Regions from separate parts of the Homo sapiens genome. Here region 1 is linked to region 2. The links are chromatin loops, found by intact Hi-C in ENCODE. Cell type or tissue: B cell. All regions are shown on one strand. Each heading gives the region's core, and the rest is flanking DNA. Links, peaks and the distances in the headings are about the cores only. Region 1 has its middle 38 kb from the start of CCDC182. Region 2 has its middle 13 kb from the start of MSI2.

Region 1 (5,378 bases), core at 304-5,303, 540 kb after region 2:
TTAAAGGGCCAGCCTCTCCCCACTCCACAGAGTGAGGTTTCAGCTTCTTCCAGGAGCAGGGGTCCAGCTCTTCAAGAGAGAGGGAGAGGAGAGAGGGTCAAGGATGAACAGGGTCCAGGCTCGGTGACTTATGCCTGTAATCCCAGCACTTTGGGGGGCTGAGGTGGGCAGATCACTTGAGGTCAGGAGTTTGAGACCAGCCTGGCCAATATGGTGAAACCCTGCCTCTACTAAAAATACTAAAAATGCAAAAATTAGCTGGGTGTGGTGGTGGGCACCTGTAATTCCAGCTACTCGGGATGTTGAGGCAGGAGAATCACTTGAACCCGGAAGGCAGATGTTGCAGTGAACCAAGATAGTGCCACTGTACTCCAGCCTTGTGAGACTCTGTCAAAATAAATAAATAAATAAAAAGCTGAACGGGGGAGGGGGGCATCCATTTTCTCTCAAGGGACTTTTGAGTCACTGGGATCCCTGCCTCCTGAAAATTTTCCTCTGGTTCAGACCTTCAGTTCAATTCTGAAATCTGCAGCAACCCTATTTGTTTGGGCTTCTCTTCCCTTATCCTAAAAAAAAGACAAGAAATAATATCAAAGCTGGGTCCTCAATCCATGCAGTATGTTAGGAAGGCTCCAAGAGATGAGGTCTGCTTGAAGGCGGGAAATTTGGCATCTATATGGGAAACCCTTTGGAAAACAGCTACAGACCCTTCTGCAAATCTCAGCCCCTCGGCTTTGGGGTATGAAAGAACAGGCCTTGAATTCTAGCTTCGCCATGCCTGACCTGGATGTGTGACCTCAGGAAAGATACCTACATTCTCTGAGCCCCATTTGATTCATTTGTAGGTTAGGGTAGGGGATGGCCATCCAATAAGTGTTGCTAAAAAATACCAGAAATAATTTTTGTAATGTACACTGTGCAATAATTGGCACATTATAGGTTCTCATAAAAGGCATTTTTACTTATCAAATTACATTTTCTGAGCACCCTGATGACGGGAGGGCAGTAAACTGGAATCAGGCACTAATCTAGAAAGGATGGTTAGTCTGTATGTTTTCCAAAGCAAAAAGAATCATGAGTTCTATTTATAGGCTCTGATGCATTCAGCCTTCAAGAAGCAACTCAAACCCAGGCCTCCATCCCATCAGCACCATCCCTGCCCCCTGCCCCAGTCCAGTGTTCCTGACCACAAAAGCCTGAAGCACGCCCTCTCTCCCCTAGACAAGGGGAGCAATCACTGTCAGAACCACTCACTTGATAATTAATCACAAAGGGACCTGTGACATCTCTTCTTCTGTAGTCGAAACTGATATGTTCACTGTTCCCAGATACTGAACTCCCCACGTATTTGGATCTCGTCTCTTCAACTAGATTACAAGTCCCTTGAGGGTGAGGTGCTTCCTTTACTTTTCGCATTCGATAGGAGATTGATACTTGTCGCACTTTGAATTTTTGTGTTTGTTTAGATCTAGTCCACAGGAAGTACAGCTACACTTGGCAGGCGCAGGGTGGAATAGCTGTAGTTCTAAACAGATCAGGACAGCTCTGGGACTGGCTGCTTCCAAGAGGGAAAGGCAAAATGCAAAGAACTCACAGCAGGAGGGGGCTTTCTGTGCCCCTCAATGTGTGGCTCTAACCACATCAGTGGGTGGAGGGCAACGCGATGCTGTCAAATCAGGGACCAGGTTTGTGTCTGGGGTGATGCCAGGACACTGGTTGCTTCCTGCCACCCACAGCTGCATCTGGGAGTCCTGGGCAGCAGCCACCTGGGGAAGCCAGACTTAATCAGGAAGTGTGGGGGCTGTCAGCAGGGGCAAGGGGCCACGCAGCCAAGCCAATTCTGGAATCTTTTGGAAAGAGGAAACATCCGGCTCCTCCTCCCTCACATCTCTGCTTCTGGGTCTGGGCTTGTGGGTCCCAGCTTGGGCTAAGGAGGGCCATGCTCCGGGTGGGAGCAGCTGTGTCCCCACCCCCTCCTTCCCATGCGACTTGAGGCCCTCTGGTCAGGACTGGAGCTGTCACATGCAGCCAGCAGCTGTGGTGGCGCCAGGCTCAGGCACCCACCACATGGCTTCCTTTTTTTTTCTGAGATGGAGTCGCCCAGGCTGGAGTGCAGCGGTGTGATCTTGGCTCACTGCAACCTCCGCCTCCTGGATTCAAGTGATTCTCCTGCCTCAGTCTCCCGAGTAGCTGGGATTACAGGCACGCACCACCCTGCCCTGCTAACTTTTATATTTTTAGTAGAGACGGGGTTTCACCATGTTGGCCAGGTTGGTCTCAAACTCCTGACCTCGTGATCCACCCACCTCGGCCTCCCAAAGTGCTGGGATTACAGGCCTGAGCCACCGCGCCCAGCCCACATGGCTTCCTTTTGATTTGGGGCCTCCCTGGCCAGCTGTGCCTCCCCCGCTACCAGGGCAGCAAATGGCCAGTGGTGTCCTCGCAGAAGGGGCGGAGGAGGGCGGGGAAGGATTAATGCCACCTGCTTCCCTCCTCGCCCTGTTTCATGTGACATGCACTTCAAAGCCACAGGACACTGCTGCCCTTCTTTGTTGCATCCCTGCAGATACGGGAATCTGATTTTCCCAACTAGGAATTTGTATTTCAGCGGTTCTAGTGCTTGGGATCTTAGAAAGAAGCTTGCTCAGAAAGAACTTAGGAAACAAAGCGATGTTTGAGTGCCTGCCCCGCAGCGGATCTACCCGTTCCAGGAGCTGAGCGAGACACCTACCACCTGCCAGACCCAGGGCATAGCCGAGGGCCTTAGCCTGCTGTCCCCACCGGGTCCCCACTATTTTAACACCAACACCCTGAAACCATGGGCCACCACCCCCCACCTCTACCCCGCCCCTACCCCACGACCCTTTCACCAGAGCAGAGGTTTTTCACAAATCTCCATAGAGATAGCTTTGCTAGCAGCAGCAGCAGCAGCAAACTCTGATGCAGAATGAGGAAGGGGAGAGCCTGGGGGTGTGGGTGGCGGGGGAGGGAGTCGTCGCAGTCCGGGAGCCAGGCTCTCGGCGCGTTGGGTCCGCCTCTCGTGACAGCAGAGCGCCCCCTGCTGCCCGAGCCCGGGTGGTGTCGCACAGCCAGGTCGGGGAGGGGGCGGAGCTGCTTCCTGGCACAGCGGGTCGCCCAGACGGGCGGGAAGAGGATGCAGTCTCTCGGTACTGAAGTCTGCCTGCAGTGGCCAAGGTCTGCCGCAGCCCCTCTGGGTTGGGGGCAGTTCTCTAGGGCGTCCTGGTTAGGTCAACGGGGGCTGGTTGGGAACCTGGCTCTACCATGCACCGCCTGCCCCGCTATGGACATATGGTTTAACCTCTGAAGCTTCTGTTTCTTCATTAAATTGAGATCATCAATTGTACCTGCATCACAGTGATGTTTTACAGAGATAATTCATGTAAAGCACATCCTAAGGTTTCAATAATAGTAGCTTATTATTATTGATTCAGCTGACACCTCTACAACTAAGTGATAGAACAACTGAGAGGGTCTGGTAGACAAAAGTCAGGGGATTTGTTTTTTCAAAGCATTTTCATCATTAAATGGATCTGATCTGGTCGCATGGGCACATTTGAGGGACATGCAACTTTGCCTAAAGGGGAAATAAATGCCAGAGATATTCACAGAAACATCAACCACAAACAATTACTGAACACATTGATCAATGCTCTAAGCTGTACAATAAAGAAAAGGGAGGAAAGTTATGTTTAGGGCAGCTCAGCCCTGCATTCTCAAATCTTCCCTCTTCACTGGATATCTATTAACTACAAACATGCTGAAACATCTCCCATATAAGAAAGCAAACAAACAAAAAAACTCCTTGCACCCTATCTCCCTCCAGCTAGCCCCTTACACCGGATGTCTTTCCTCCCCTAGAGGGCCAAATTTCTTGAAACACGCTCAGTGACTCCCTTCCTGTCCTGTTAGCTCTTGAACCCACTTAATCAACTGTCTGTGCCCACTTCACCTTCCCTGCCCTTGTCAAAAACACCATGACCCACACCGTTCATCCCGTGGCTCATTCTCAGGCCTCTCCCCTCCACCCATCAGCGACACTGACGTAGTTGATGGGCAGCTCCTTCCTGATCCTTGAAGCACTTCTTCCTTCGACTCACCCCTGGTTCTCCTCCTACCTCTCTGGCCAGTCCTTCTCTGTCACCTTTGACTGGAAGCTCCTCTTCTCAACCCCCAAACATCAGGACACTCTGGCTCGGTGTCCAGCCTCTGCTGTATCTGTGCGTCCTCTCAGCCTTATGCCTTAACTGCTGCACAACGACGCTGTCCACATGCATATCTCTAGCTGAGCACCTCTCCTGAACTCCACATTTGCATATCCCGCAGCCTCTTCACCATCTGCACTTCGGTGCCCCATCGACATCTAACTTAACATGTCCAAACAGAGCTCTTGATTCCTCTCTCCTCCCTGCCTTTCCCATCGTTTTTTTTCTTCACTGGTTTCTCCTGAGAAATCTTTCCCATCCTAATATGGGTAACTTCACAGTTCTGGTTGCTCAGGTCAAACAGCGTGCTCATCCTTATGTGTCTCTCTTTCACACCTTCCACCAATCCATCAGCAAATTCAATCAGTTTGACCTTCAAGATGTGTCTAGAATCTGCCCACTTCTTGAAATCTCCACTGCTACCCCCAGTCCCAGCCACAGCCATCTCCTGGCTGGGCTCCCAGCTTTCACCCTGTTCCTCTGAGGACATTTCCACATAGCAGAGTCTTTTATGACAACAGCTGAATCGTGTCACTCCTTGGCTTAAACTCTCCAAAGCTTTCTCTTCTCACTAAGAGAAGAGGATGCAGGGTCCTTGCACGGACTCCAGGGCCACATGTGGTCTTGCCCCTGGCTTCTTCTCCAACCTTATCTCCTACCCTCCCCGTGCTCACGTCACTCCAGCCGCACTGGCCTCCTTGCCATTGGTGGAGTGTGCTGAGCATGATTCCGCCTGAGGTCTTTGTCCTTACTGCTCTCTTTTCCTGTAACACTCCGACCCCAGACAACCACAGGGCTCCTTCCCTCACTCCATTCAATCTGTGCTCATTGTAGTAGCAAGGCCTTCCCTGACCACTCTCTATAAGATAGAAACCCCAACCTTTCCCCTTACTGTGTGTATTTTTTCTTCATAGCATGTATCATCACTTGACATAGTATAAGTTTCATAGTTATTTTTTGTCTCCCCCAACTAGATTGTAAGCTCCATGAGAACAGGAACTTTGTTTTGTTCACTGCTGTATCCCCACTTCCTAGTACAGTGCCTGGCACATAGCAGCTGCTCAATAAATATGTGTTGACTGGCCAGGCACAGTGGCCCACGCCTGTAATCCCAGCACTTTGGGAGGCCTTGGTGGGTGGATCACCTGAGGTCAG
Region 2 (5,378 bases), core at 263-5,262:
AGAAGCTGATGAGGGGCCCAGGATGCAGATCAAAGAGATGGGATGAGCAGGCAAATGCCATTTCTTTTCATTCCGCCTATTTTGCTTGAGTCACCAGTTTGGTAAGGGGAGAGTTTCAACCATCTGCAAGTAATCCAAATGCTTTTACTAACCTGCCTACCCATCCACACCCCCACCAAAAAAAAAAAAAAAGAAAGAAAGAAAGAAAAATAAGAAGCCAACCCCAGAGCTTGTACGCCTGCATTCTCCACAATCATTTCTCTGTGTTACAGCTCTTGTCATCTTACATTATACATGAATAACTAATCAACCAAACACAAACCCACTGATGAAAAAAAACGCATGTTGGATCTAGAATGTGAGCAGGGTAAAGAGTAATATTAATTTCACTGGCAAATAACAAAATGGGAGCAAACATGAGGGATGTTAAGACAAGACTTGTGTTTTTGAATGCTTCTGGGAATGGAAACTCTCCAAGAATCAAGGGAAAGGGGAAGAAGGTTGGACATATTTGGAGTGCACTAATACCAATTCTTTTTTCTTCTGGTATGCATATGTGACTATATGCAACATCATCCTGGGTCAGGCCAACTGGTCATTTAAACCACCATGCTGTCTGCCTCACCTAGTCGAACAGTTCATATAATGATCTTCCACTATTCCTTAATGGACATACAGGTGTTAGTCTTAATGCACCAACCAATATTGCGATAGGCTGGAACAAAACCTTTTGCTCTTTGAATGTCCACAGTGAGTAACACTATGCTAGGTATGTAGTAGGTGCTCAATAAATGTATCTTTCACACACTTCCTAAATGAAGTCTATTTCTTCCTTCATCGTTTTCCTGAAAGATCTTTCTTGACCACTAAGGATGAACTCCTCATCTCCATGTCCAGTGAGTGGTTTAGAAATGTTTTAGTCTTCCTCCTCCTTGACTTCATAATGGCATCTGACACTGCTGTGACACTTCAGTTGTCTTCTGTGACTCTGAACTTTTCTGGTTCTAATCTTTTCTCCCTGATGGCCTCTCTACCCTGACCTCCAATGATTTCTTTTCCTGTTTCTGCACTCGAAAGTCCATATTCCACAAGGACTCTGCTTTTCTGTCTTGTCACTCTTTATGAGAAATTAATTGTATCTCATTTCAAATCAATGCATGTATCTATCATCCTCTGTCACATTACATGCAAAGTATCTGCTTATGGATCTGTCTGTCCAACTAGACCTCAAGCTCCTCAAAAACAGATCCCTCACTGTGTTCGTCTCTGTGCCTCCAGTACCTGGCACAGAGCTGGACACTCAGTGAATGCTCCATACACACGGGCCCAACTGATCCATTCTCAAATTATGCTCGGAGTTGGTAGATTGGGCAGAAATTATTACCCCCATTATATAGAGAGGGGACCCCAAAGCTCAAGGAGGTAAAGCAAACATTAGAAACATGATTCCTGTGACTGGCTGTGGAGACTCCGTGTAATAATCATTCTGGTATTGCCAATTGCAAAAGGACTGTAAAACTAATAGAGATGCTGTCTAAATACCGACATCCAATCCTTTCATGCTCTTCTGAGCAGGCTTGAATTTTCCAGTGCCTCTCTTAAAATACAGCCCGCAGGACTGAGCATAAAACTGCATGTGGCCTGACCTGCCAGCACGCGCTGGGAGTATTGCTTCCCTCCTTCCACACTCTGCTGTGCTATTAATAGAGCCTCAGATTGCACTAGGGTTCTCAACAGCCTCCTCGCGCTGTAGGTTCACATCAAGCTGGTGATCAGCTAACCCCCCGGGTCTTTCTCATGCAATGCCTTCTGTCAGGCCAGGCCTCCCCAGCAGCCACTTGGGCAATGAATGTTTTTGAATGCTCATGATTATTTGTGACTTAGACTAGAAGGTACAACACCAGATCATGCCCTTCTTTCTCATGTGGCATTTTGCTGAGTGGGTGATGGGGTCTTAGGGGTCCTGTTCAGGACCCAGAGCTGTGGCCAGCCACTGGGGGCCACCAGCATCATCGGCCCCACAAAAGTAAGAGGATGATGGCGAAATTAATTTTCTGGCTCACTTCAAATTATTCTTATGTTCATCCCTACTCCTCTTGGATTAGGTCCTTTCTTGGTCTTGTTCTAATGCTGGGTGTTTGTATGCACAGCCTCTTTTCCCTCCCACCCATGGACACAGCCACATTTTGATTTCTCATGCCCTTTCCAAATAGTAGTAGTATTTTTAGCATGAATATCTTGCTCAGAAATTGGCTGTACAGTCTATCCCCTATTGTCTTCACATCTAATACTTTTCTTTTTTCCCTCTGCCTCTCCTATGCATCAATACCACGTTTGGCTAAAGAGATTTGATTTTGACCTATTTGAATTCTCCCTTCACAGATGACAGCCCTTTCTCCCTCTCCTTCCTTCCCTTCAATTAGTTTTTTCAGCCACTTGGAATTAGCTGATGGGTGATTGTAGAAATTGCAACGTGGGCTACTGTGGTGGGTCTCAATGTCAACTCCAGGAAACCTCTGAATCTGGGGGGCTCTGGTTTCAGAATCTGATAGCCAGGCCCTGAACTCTGGAATGTGGGGCTGTGACATGAGATACAGCTTCTCTTTGCTCGGCCACTAGAGGGAACTGAAATGTGGGGCGCAAGAAGGCGTTTCCTCTGTTCGCCAGACGAGGGCGCTCATACCCATGGTCCTCCAAAGTTGGAATTTCTCGCCCCAAAACAGATATTGTCGGGTTGGCCTCCTTGTAACCCAAACATACGATGGGATGACATTACAGCTGTGCTACTGATTGCTGCTTTGACCGCCTCCTATGCTGTGTAAATGGCCAAAAGCAAAGAATTATTAAAAAGCAGGCCCAATGTTGTCCAAGCTCACGTGTGGTTTGTGGGTCTATGTGTTTGCTGCTGGCAAATTTGCAAGCAGATGGGACTCCAAGGCAAGGCGTGGAAGTGATGATGGGAACGTTGGAAGTTCACAGACATAACTTGTAGAGTGTGTGAGGCCGGGTGCGCGGACCCTGTGTATCTGCAGCTGCGATACTTAGATTTCAGTTTGGCAAGGCAGGTCACGGTGGAGATGGGGCAAGCTGCAAGGGTGGTGGAGAGGAGGAAGGGAAGGTGACAGTGGCCCTCTGTCAACTGTTTCCAGGTGGAGTTGAAAGGTGTAATCATTTTCTTCTGGGGGCCTTGGCACCTTTCATCAAGACGAAGTTGGTGACTGGTTTAAAAAGATTTAAAAAATTAAGCTCGAGAGGCCAAAGGAGAAAATGGTTTCCAGGTGGAAAGGGCTTGACAGAATGGTGCTCTTGTGCCGTGACTCCGAACTCCGTGGAGCATTCCAGTGGCCCACTGTACTCCCACCCCTCCAGGCAGCACTGGGAGGCAGCCAAGTCTAGGAGGCAAAGGGCTCCCTAACTGCCAAGCAGTGAAGATGTTGAATAAAATATTTACTTACACGTTTAAGAATAATGATGACAGCATGACAAACAGTGGTGAAACAGCTTTAGGGGACATGGAAGGGCAGCCCTGGGATATTTTTAATGAGAACAGTGACTTCCTGTTTAATTCCCGAGGCTTGTCTCTTTTGCCTACCATACCCACACTGGTATCACAAGATACCGCCCATGATTGGGGAGGGGGTTCACCAGACTGGCCTAGGGAGTCCCCTGCAGGAAGCTGCCACATGGAGAGGCTACAGCCAGCCTCACTCCCAACCCTAAGCTATTGCCCACCTTTTGCAACTCCTGAAGATTACAGCTTTCTGATCCCTTCCCCCCCCCTACACCAGAAGGGTCCTCTGTTGTGGTCATTCAATAAATGATATTTCTTAATTAGGAATCTAGCTCTTTCTTATTCAGCTGGACTAATAAGCACCCTATGCCCTGCTTGGGTGTGATAATTTTGAGTTGGAGACAAGGAAAAAGGAGTGAATGAAAGGGAGTAAAAGTCTTCACCCACAGCACTAGATTTCAGCTATGCCCAACGTGAAAATGGAAAGGGAAAATGGAAAAAAAAAAAATTGGCCAAACACGCTTTAGGTTTGTTTTTCCCTCCTTTTGGGAGCTTTTTGCATTTTCCTCCCCAATTTGGAAAAAAAATGAAAGAAAACAAATTTCTCTATCATTTAAATAAAACAGACCTTTATGTCTCTAAATATAATACATCAAACAATGTTAGGAGTAACTAAATTATACATAAAGATACTTGTTTGTTAGATTGTTAAAGGCTGTTTGAAAAATAGAATTTCGCTGGTGAGGTGCCTCACACCTGTAACTCCAGCACTTTGGGAGGCTGAGGCAGGTGGGTCACCTGAGGTCAGGAGTTTGAGACCAGCCTGACCAATATGGTGAAACCCCATCTTTACTAAAAATACAAACATTAGGTGGGCTGTGATGGCACATGCCTATAATCTCAGCTACTCAGGAGGCTGAGACAGGAGAATTGCTTGAACCGGGGATGTGGAGGTTGCAGTGAGCTGAGATTGAGCCACTGCACTGCAGCCTGGGCGACAGAGGGAGACCCTGTCTCAAAAACAACAACAAAAAATAAGAATATAATTTCACTTTTTGTCAGCCTCACATCCTCCATGGTTTTGTGTGTTTATTTTTCCAGATATTTTATACCTCCAGTTATGACTCTGTAGAAAGATACCATCTGGGGGCCAGGCATGATGGCTCACCCCTGTAGTCTCAGCACTTTGGGAGGCTGAGGCAGGTGGATTGCCTGAGGTCAGCAGTTCAAAACCAGCCTGGCCAACATGGCGAAACCCTGTGTCTACTAAAAATACAAAAATTAACTGGGCATGGTGGCAGGCGCCTGTAATCTCAGTCACTCGAGAGGCTGAGGCAGGAAAATTGCTTGAACCCAGGAGGCAGAGGTTACAGTGAGCCGAGATCGCGCCATTGCACTCCAGCTGGGAGACAGAGTGAGACTCTGTCTCAAAAAAATAAATAAAGATACCATCTTGGCTTTCCCATATTATACAGATCCAGAAGAAAGACCAACTTAGGATCTCTATGCACATGATTATTTCATATTTTTTGGAAGAAAATAAACTAGTGTTGAATTTAAGAACATGCTCAGAAGTCATGATTTTTGAGGAAGGAGGCTATTTATTTAAATCGATATAAAGGACCATTAGTTTTAGACCTGTAATTTATACTTGGTGAAATTTTCATGGAAAAAAAACAACAACAAAAAAACTCATTTCCCTAAATATTTTCTAGTAAAAACATGGCTTGCTTTTTTGGTGCAAAGTCTGCCACGCTGTTTTTAAAAGCGAGGCTTACGAGACCGTGGGAGAGAGATAAGTGAACAGCCTCTTTAATAAGAGAGGCGTCCAGCGTGGCGGCGGAATGCAATACCAAAAAGTAAACAA

The links. A loop is a pair of places that touch in the nucleus more often than their neighbours do. Peaks named below come from ENCODE experiments on the same cell type or tissue, not always from the same donor. Only the 100,000 strongest peaks of a DNase experiment are listed, where the experiment ranks them.
Region 1: it touches region 2 in a loop (19-fold over the local background); 6 of 110 quality-filtered maps call a loop at or near these places.

What each region holds. Positions count from the first base shown.
Region 1 is chr17:57,780,392-57,785,769 of GRCh38, forward strand. No RefSeq gene overlaps it. Among named protein-coding and RNA genes, the nearest start is that of CCDC182, 38 kb to the left of the region's middle. RefSeq lists a silencer at 2,990-3,169. In B cell, for the core only: a CTCF peak has its summit at 3,070 (motif pointing left); a DNase peak (open chromatin) is centred at 3,060; H3K4me3 peaks cover 563 bases; H3K27me3 peaks cover 1,472 bases.
Region 2 is chr17:57,240,656-57,246,033 of GRCh38, forward strand. No RefSeq gene overlaps it. Among named protein-coding and RNA genes, the nearest start is that of MSI2, 13 kb to the right of the region's middle. In B cell, for the core only: CTCF peaks have their summits at 2,647 (motif pointing right) and 2,850; a DNase peak (open chromatin) is centred at 2,666; H3K27me3 peaks cover 828 bases.